2 separate regions of the Homo sapiens genome follow, and region 2 is linked to region 1. The links are chromatin contacts, found by Hi-C in ENCODE. All regions are on one chromosome and are shown on one strand. The core of a region is the stretch at or near the end of the contact, and the rest is flanking DNA. Distances in the headings are between cores, read along the strand shown. Region 1 holds the start of TTF1 (transcription termination factor 1). Region 2 holds the start of UCK1 (uridine-cytidine kinase 1).

Region 1 (3,829 bases), core at 895-3,394:
AGTCGAAAGAAGAATACAATGAAAATACATATAGGCTTCACCTAGATTCGGTTAGATTTTGAAGGGAAGGGGAGGGTTAAAGAAAGAGTGGCGGCTCTACAGCAAATTCAGGCTTTATGTCCAGCATGAGACCTACAGAGGTGGGAGACCAGCTTAATGCCAGTGCCTACCGCTGCTTACAGGCTGGAGAAATTATAGGCCTGGGCGGGGAGGGGCCCGGTGGGTATGGCCTGCTGCCCGGGAAGATGTTGATAAGGTATTCCCATGATGAGGCAGTTTGGCCCTTGTTCTGGTGGAACGTGATGTTCCTGTCACTTTCTCCCAGCAGAATATGATAAGAGGCAGGCTGTTTCTCACTGCCTGAACCCCCGTGGAATGTTTCACTTTAAGCAAGGTCTGCAAAATGGCAGGGGGCTTACAAAATGGTGCAGTTTGGACTAACAGATTCACCCGTCCCCAGCACTGGTCACATTTTCTTGCTCTCTCTCTGTGAGCATGCACATACACACATTACAGAATCACCTGAAAAATATCTGTCAACACCATATTTAACCCTAAGTACGTCATCATGTAGCAAGGACATTCCCATGTGTAACTACAATGTCATTATCATGTCCGAAGATTTTAATGTGATACAATAGTGTTTAATATAAAATCCATTGCAAAGTTGAGACTCTGCATTTGAAAAAAAAAAAAAAAAGCTTCCCAGGTGATTGGTGCAGTTGGAGGAGGATTGGAAACCACTATTGGAGTTTTCCTGAATCGATACTGGATGATATCTAATCTCTCCTCTAGTGCCAGCCTTTTGTGGGTTCATTCATGCATCACTAGCACCACAAGGCTCTGGGTAAGTGGGGTCACCACAGAACACGTGACACCAATGACGGACCTGGACTTCAAGGCCTTCCATATCAACAGTGGACAACACCACATTTACAGACTTCTCCAGACGGAGCTCCAACTGCACGTCCACATCCCAGAGCAGCCCTTGCATGGCAACATGAGTACATACATAGGCTCATCGTTTCTCCAACCTGCTTCCCTTCCAGACTTTCACGGAAGCATAGTTTGTGCATTTTTTAATCAAAGCCACTTGGCAGATCACATAGAAGTCAGGTGGAACAGTGAGGGGCAAGATAGTGGAGTAGTAGAAAGAGCATAGGTCTGATTTCTGGCTGGCCCATTTAAGTCACCTTGGACAAGTTACTGTAAACCCAGGTTTCTCATCCACAAGGTGGGGCTAATAATACCTCATTACAAGGATTAAGTGAGAAAACTTGTTGCCTATATCGTATATGTTCACTATCCAAAAAGGTTAAACGTTTGGTTGGTAAATATAATGGCCTCGAATTGATGGCCAGGTTAAAGCTGCCCTTTTGGCTAAGTCTCTTCAGGACTCTGTTGAAATGGGAAGACTGGGATAGATCTCCAAAGCTCCTGCTAACTCTAAACTTCTGAGACTTCATCCAAGCTTAACATCCATCAGCCTCTGCACCAGATAGCCCCTGCAGACCTCTGACTTCCTCTCCCACCCCCTCCCCTGCATTCACATGCATTCACTTAGGCTGGGCGTGTGCGACCTGTCTGTCACCCTGTGGGTTCACTGTGTGGATTCACTCTGTGCTCCAGCTGCTCTGGCCTTGTCCCAGGTCCTCCAGCAACCAAGTTCAGGACTTTTGCACTCACTTCCAGCCTGGAACACTCTTCTGCCTAGATTTTTTGCCTGCCCTTTCCATTTAGAACTCAGTTCAAATGTCACCTCCTCAGTGAGCCCTCTCTTACATCTAAAGTAGCACCCACCGTCCCCTAGTCACTCTCCATCACGTCACCCTGTTTTATTTTCCTTACAAGATAATCTGAAATTATCTTAGTTGATTTGTCATCTGTCTTCCCAAGTTGTTCCTGGAGTTCACCAAAAACTGGAATAAATGGAATGCACGCATGCATTAGTACGTCAATGGAGGGGGATTCTGTCCTACTTTCTTCGTTTCAGGAGCACTCTCTACCCCACCTGACGTCTAAAGGACCCAGAAGGAAAATGGGTAGGCAAATGTGCGCGCCTCCAAGGCCTAGCGGCAGCCGTGTTACCATGGCAGCGTGACGCCGAGGGGGCCGGAAGGCGACGCACTACTACTTCCGCTTCCTCAACAGCAGCACTTCCGGGTTGGGAGAAAGGTGGCGGCGCTTTCGGAGGGTAAGTTGAAAGCGCCTTTGTTGTTTCTGTTTTTCAAAATGCGCGCGTAAAAACTCAGCGTGGGGTGGTGGGTTTCCCCGTCTTCTGGGAGACCCGCCTTTTGGCCTGAGGTCTCCAGGCCGCGGTCTTTGCCCCAGGCCTTATCTCGGGGAAACTGAGGCTTGGGTGTTTTTTTTTTTTTTTTTTAAAGATGGAGTTTTGCTCTTGTCGCCCAGGCTGGAGTGCGGTGGCGCGATCTCGGCTCACTGCAACCTCCGCTTCCTGGGTTCAAGCGATTCTCCTGCCTCAGCCTCCCGAGTAGCTGGGATTATAGGCGCCCGCCACCAAGCCTAGCTAATTTTTGTATTTTTAGTAGAGACAGGGTTTCACCATGTTGGCCAGGCTGGTCTCGAACTCCTGACTTCAGGTGATCCACCCGCCTCGGCCTCTCAAAGTGCTGGGATGACAAGCGTGAGCCACCGCGCCCGGCCGCGGCTTGGGTCTTTGGGAGTGAGAAGATGCAGAATTCACATCTGGTTAGTTCCTCCAGTCTCAGCCCTGGAGCGCCCACCCGGGAGCAGAGCGGGGTCTCTCTCGCACCCCAAAGGCGGTGAGAGAATCCGGGACCAGGTTTGGGCACGTACCTGCAGAGCGGGAAGTGTATGTTCTGAGTAAGGGGGGATAAATGCATATCCGTTCTCAATATGTATCGAGCACTGACTGGGGAGCCATTTGGGAGCAAGATGGCCAGGATTCCAGCCCTCAAGAAGCCGATCATATTATAACTGCCAAAAGTGCAATGGGGAGCAGCTGGTTGTTGGGAAACACTGTTAACCAGAAAGATGAGACCGGCTAAGGAGTTAGAGAGGTCCTCTTGAGAAAGTGGCTTTCATACTTGGACCAGTTAAAGGGCAGAAAGGTAATGCGGAGGAAGAGCTTTCCTGATGGAATGGGCTGTTTTTGCAAAGTTCCTGAGACGAAAAGGAAGGTAGTGTATTCTAGGAACTGAAAACAGCAGGGTTTCTGAAACCTAGAGAGAAGTGAGAGGTAGAGAGGTGGGCATGGACTTACCTCTGTCCATCTCTAGGCTAGATTATGAAGAAATGAAGACTCTTGCAGGTCTGTGAGGATTTTGACTTTATCTTAAGAATAACAGGGGAACCCTAAAAAGTTTTTAGCAGGGAGAGACTATATATTTAGAAGGTTGTACTGGGCTCCAGAGACCAGAGAGCAGCCTAGGAAGTATTTACAAAAAAGAAGGAAAGGAACTGATGGAAGGGGAAATGTTATTTAAAGAAATCAAGGCCGGGCGCTGTGGCTTACGCCTGTAATCCCAGCGCTTTGAGAGGCCGAGGCAGGTGGGTCACCTGAGGTCAGGAGTTCAAGACCAGCCTGGCCAACATGGCGAAACCCCGTCTCTACTAAAAATACAAAGATTAGCCAGGCTTGGTGGCTTGCGCCTGTAATCCCAGCTACTACTCCGGAGGCTGAGGCAGGAGAATCGCTTGAACCCGGGAGGCGGAGGTTGCAGTGAGCCGAGATCGTGCCACTGCACTCCAGCCTGGGTGACAGAACGAGATTCTGTCTCCAAAAAAAGAAAAAGAAAAAAAGAAAAGAAAAGAAATCAGCCAGTGGGTGGCTCACGCCTGTAATCCC
Region 2 (3,829 bases), core at 807-3,306, 880 kb after region 1:
CCCATAGGGGAGCCACTGTGGCCCAGAGGCCTGAGCCGTGTGGGCCCGGGCCTTGTTTACTGGACTGTGGGCTTCCTGGGTGCTGGGCCTGCTCCCAGGGAGTGGCTCCTTCCCAAAGCGTCCCTTTGCCTTGGGAGCGGAACCACGCAATAGCCTGACTGGCCCTGGCAGCCCATGCCTTGTGGCCAGTCACCAGAGAGGGCACACGAGACCCAGGCCAGGGGTATCAGGGACAGCCCCTGGTCAGACTCTGCTAGTTTCCCTGCCTTTCGCTACGTGGCTGGACCACAGGGGAAGAAATGGCAAGAAACCGTGTCTAACTCTCCCTTGATACAAATTCAAAGTTGGCTTGGGGGATGGCCACCTTTGGGACACACACCTGGACAGATCTAAGCCAGCAGCGTGGCTGTTTGCTAGGCACTGTTCTGTGCCTGGGGCTTAATTTACAGAGGTACGGCTGAATGACCATGAGGAGAGGCCAAAGCCATCGCAAGATTGATCGCATTTCCTGAGAGAAGGGGCACCCATGCCATGCACGGTTCTCAGTAGAGAACCCCAGGTTTGGTCAGGAGGCAGAAGCAGGGGCGAGGGGAGAGCCCAGGCCTGAGGCTTTCTTGGGGTTTCCATGGAAAAGGCCTGGCAGGGCAGGGAAAGAGTTTAAAATTGGCTAGTTTGAGTAATTCTAGCAGGCTCTGGGCTGCAGAGTGGTCTCTAGTCACCTGATACCTGGCCCTGGGTGACTTAGGGCAGGGAGAATCTTGCCTCCAAAGGCGAGAATTAGATAAGGAGGTAGCTGGGGCTGTAGACTTGGGGTCTTTTTTTTTTTTTTTTTTTTTTTTGAGACAGAGTCTCACTCTTTCCCCCAGGCCGGAGTGCAGTAGCGTGATCTTGGCTCACTGCAAGCTCCACCTCCCGGGTTCACACCATTCTCCTGCCTCAGCCTCCCGAGTAGCTGGGACCACAGGCGCCCGCCACCATGCCCGGCTAATTTTTTGTATTTTTAGTAGAGACGGGGTTTCACCATGTTAGCCAGGATGGTCTCGATCTCCTGACCTCGTGATCCACCCGCCTCGGCCTCCCAAAGTGCTGGGATTACAGGTGTGAGCCACCGCGTCCGCCCGGGGTTGTCTGTTTTGTATATGAAAAGCATGCTCTGCCCCGAGCCTTAGCTATCTCTCTCTCTTTTTTATTTTTGAGACGGAGTCTTGCTCTGTGGCCCAGGCTGGAGTGCAGTGGCACCATCTCGGCTCACTGCAACCTCCACCTCCCGGGTTCAAGCGATTCTCCTGCCTCAGCCTCCCAAGTAGCTGGGATTACAGGCGCCCGCCACCACGCCCAGCTGATTTGTTGCATTTTTAGTAGAGGCGGGGTTTCACCGTGTTCGCCAGGATGGTCTCGATCTCCTGACCTCGTGATCTACCCGCCTCAGCCTCCAAAAGTGTTGGGATTACAGGCGTGAGCCACCGCGCCCGGCTGGAAATCCATAATTTCAATGGATCAGAATTTGCCTGTCACGTTCTCTGTGCCAGGCACGGAGCGGGGGGGCGGCAGGGATGGAACCCGGCACATGGGCCTCTGCCTCCTTGGCGCGCTGTAGGCGCGAGCCTAAAGTCATCAGGCGACAGCCCCCGCCACGTTCCGGGGCGCCCCGACGGCTCCAGCAGCGGGTGGGGTGGGAGGCGTCCGGACAGTCCGGAGGCCTCGATGGCCAAGAGGAGCCTGGGCTGGAGGGGGCCAGGCCCGGGGGCGGCCGGGGGAGGGCCCGGGACTGGCGCAGAGGCAGCGCGAGGCAGAGGCAAGCACTCGGACGAAGGCGCAGCCCCAGCCTCGGGGTGCGGAACGGGCACCTTCCGGGCCACTTGAGTCTGAGACCTTGTAGCCGGCTCGAGGCCCGGGCGCAGCAGTCCCTGCCAGCCAGCTTTCGGCGCAATGGGACGCGGGCGCTCCTGGTGTGCCGGCCTCGGGCCCTGCACCCTCACGCATGCGCGGCCCCCCCCCCCCCGGTGGACTACAACTCCCGGCGTGCCCCGCGCGCCTCCCGGAAGTGATCGCTCCGGTTGCCTCCGACCTCGGCGCTGGGCGGGCGCGCCGGGCCTGGGGAAGGGGCGGGCGCGGGGACCCGATGCGCGGGAGCGGAGGCCGAGATGGCTTCGGCGGGAGGCGAAGACTGCGAGAGCCCCGCGCCGGAGGCCGACCGTCCGCACCAGCGGCCCTTCCTGATAGGGGTGAGCGGCGGCACTGCCAGCGGGAAGGTAAGGGGCCGAGCGGGCCGGGGTCTCGCCTCTCGCCGGTGCCTACGGGCGGCCCGGTCCAGAGAGGAGACCCCAGCCCCGGCCGAGGGGCCCCCTGCCAGGCAGGGGCAGGGCGCGGGAGCGAAGGGGCTGCAGGCCGCGATGGGCCGGGGCGGGCTGGGGCGGGCGAGGGGTTGGGGCGCTGGGCCTCGGGGCTCCCCCACAGCCTCTCCGCCGGCCGGGCTCCTCGGAGCCCCAAGTCCGTGCTAACCCCGTTGGGCCCCCGCGGCCCTTCCGCTGAGACCATCCACACCTGTTGGTGTCCTCCCGCCTTCCGAGCATACCCCCCAGGGGGCGGGTGGGTCAGTGTCTCCAGAAGCCGGCCCCGTGCCTGTCACAGGACGAGCGGTTCCAGGCGGGAATCCCGCTTCTGTGTCTCCAGTCGACCGTGTGTGAGAAGATCATGGAGTTGCTGGGACAGAACGAGGTGGAACAGCGGCAGCGGAAGGTGGTCATCCTGAGCCAGGACAGGTTCTACAAGGTCCTGACGGCAGAGCAGAAGGCCAAGGCCTTGAAAGGACAGTACAATTTTGACCATCCAGGTAAATCGCGAGCCCAACGATGTGGGGAGGGCAGACCCCATTCTGGGCGGCCGCTAACCAGCTGCGCTTGGGCCCAAGGTTGGATGGATGCAGACCCGCTTGGGCTGTTCCCCCAACTCGCCACGCAGCCTGCAGTGGAGTTGGCTGCACAGTGAAGTCAGGGGAACTTTGCTGAGTTCTCTGGGCCCTGAGTGTCCCCCCAGGAGCGTGGTTGGAGCCAGTCAGGAAGCCTGTTGCACTGTGGGGAGCCCTGCCCTGCCCTGCCACAACTGTGATCCTGGAGAAATCCTCCCATCTTCCCTTCCCACGTTGGGGCCTTTAGGGCCCTCCACACACACCTCTGCCCACTGTGCCCTCCCGTGCTTTGGGGCAAAGTCCTCAGAGAGGCCAGTGTGGGAGGCGGTAGGTAAACTAGTGCTGGTGGCTTGAAGCTCCGGGCCAGGTAAACGGGCAGATGCGGCAGGGAGACACCTGCCACTGCTAGAAGATTCCACCCTGGCTGGCTGGCATGGTCAGCCTTTTCCCAAGGACTTGTGGGAAGAAGGCCTGCAAAGCCGCAGTCTAACCAGTTAGTCCCAGAAAGAGAGAGAAGCAGAGGCCCAGCCTACCCACCTCCCAGGAAGAGCTGATCAGAAAACCCCTGTGTTCCGGCATCTCAGGGGCACAGAGCTTGGGCAGTGGCACAGCCCGAGAACAGCAAGGACAGGGTCATCCTGTGGTCTGCAGGGCTGCAGAGGGCACTGTTGCTACCAAACATACACTGCCGTAGTCCTAGTCTACCTGTGCTAGGGTTCTCGGTGTCCCCAGCACCCAGCTGTGCTGACCCCAGAGCAGAGAGGGTTCCCTGCTGTCCGCTGCACGAGGGCATCTGCCTGTCTTGCCTTTGTCTCCAACCCTGCAGATGCCTTTGATAATGATTTGATGCACAGGACTCTGAAGAACATCGTGGAGGGCAAAACGGTGGAGGTGCCGACCTATGATTTTGTGACACACTCA

What was found. A loop is a pair of places that touch in the nucleus more often than their neighbours do. Pooled maps may share reads with other maps.
Region 2: a pooled map shows a loop between it and region 1 (17-fold over the local background). The contact joins the promoter of UCK1 here to the promoter of TTF1 in region 1. A Hi-C loop is called at or near these places in 6 of 50 pooled maps.

The regions. Positions count from the first base shown.
Region 1 is chr9:132,405,155-132,408,983 of GRCh38, reverse strand. It overlaps TTF1 (transcription termination factor 1), which reads left to right and starts at 2,144. Exons shown (of 11, transcript NM_007344.4): 1 at 2,144-2,194.
Region 2 is chr9:131,529,490-131,533,318 of GRCh38, reverse strand. It overlaps UCK1 (uridine-cytidine kinase 1), which reads left to right and starts at 2,056. Exons shown (of 7, transcript NM_031432.5): 1 at 2,056-2,252; 2 at 2,674-2,833; 3 at 3,735-3,829. The coding sequence starts at 2,145. RefSeq lists silencers at 1,651-1,820, 1,961-2,320, 2,521-2,570 and enhancers at 1,986-2,899, 3,605-3,829.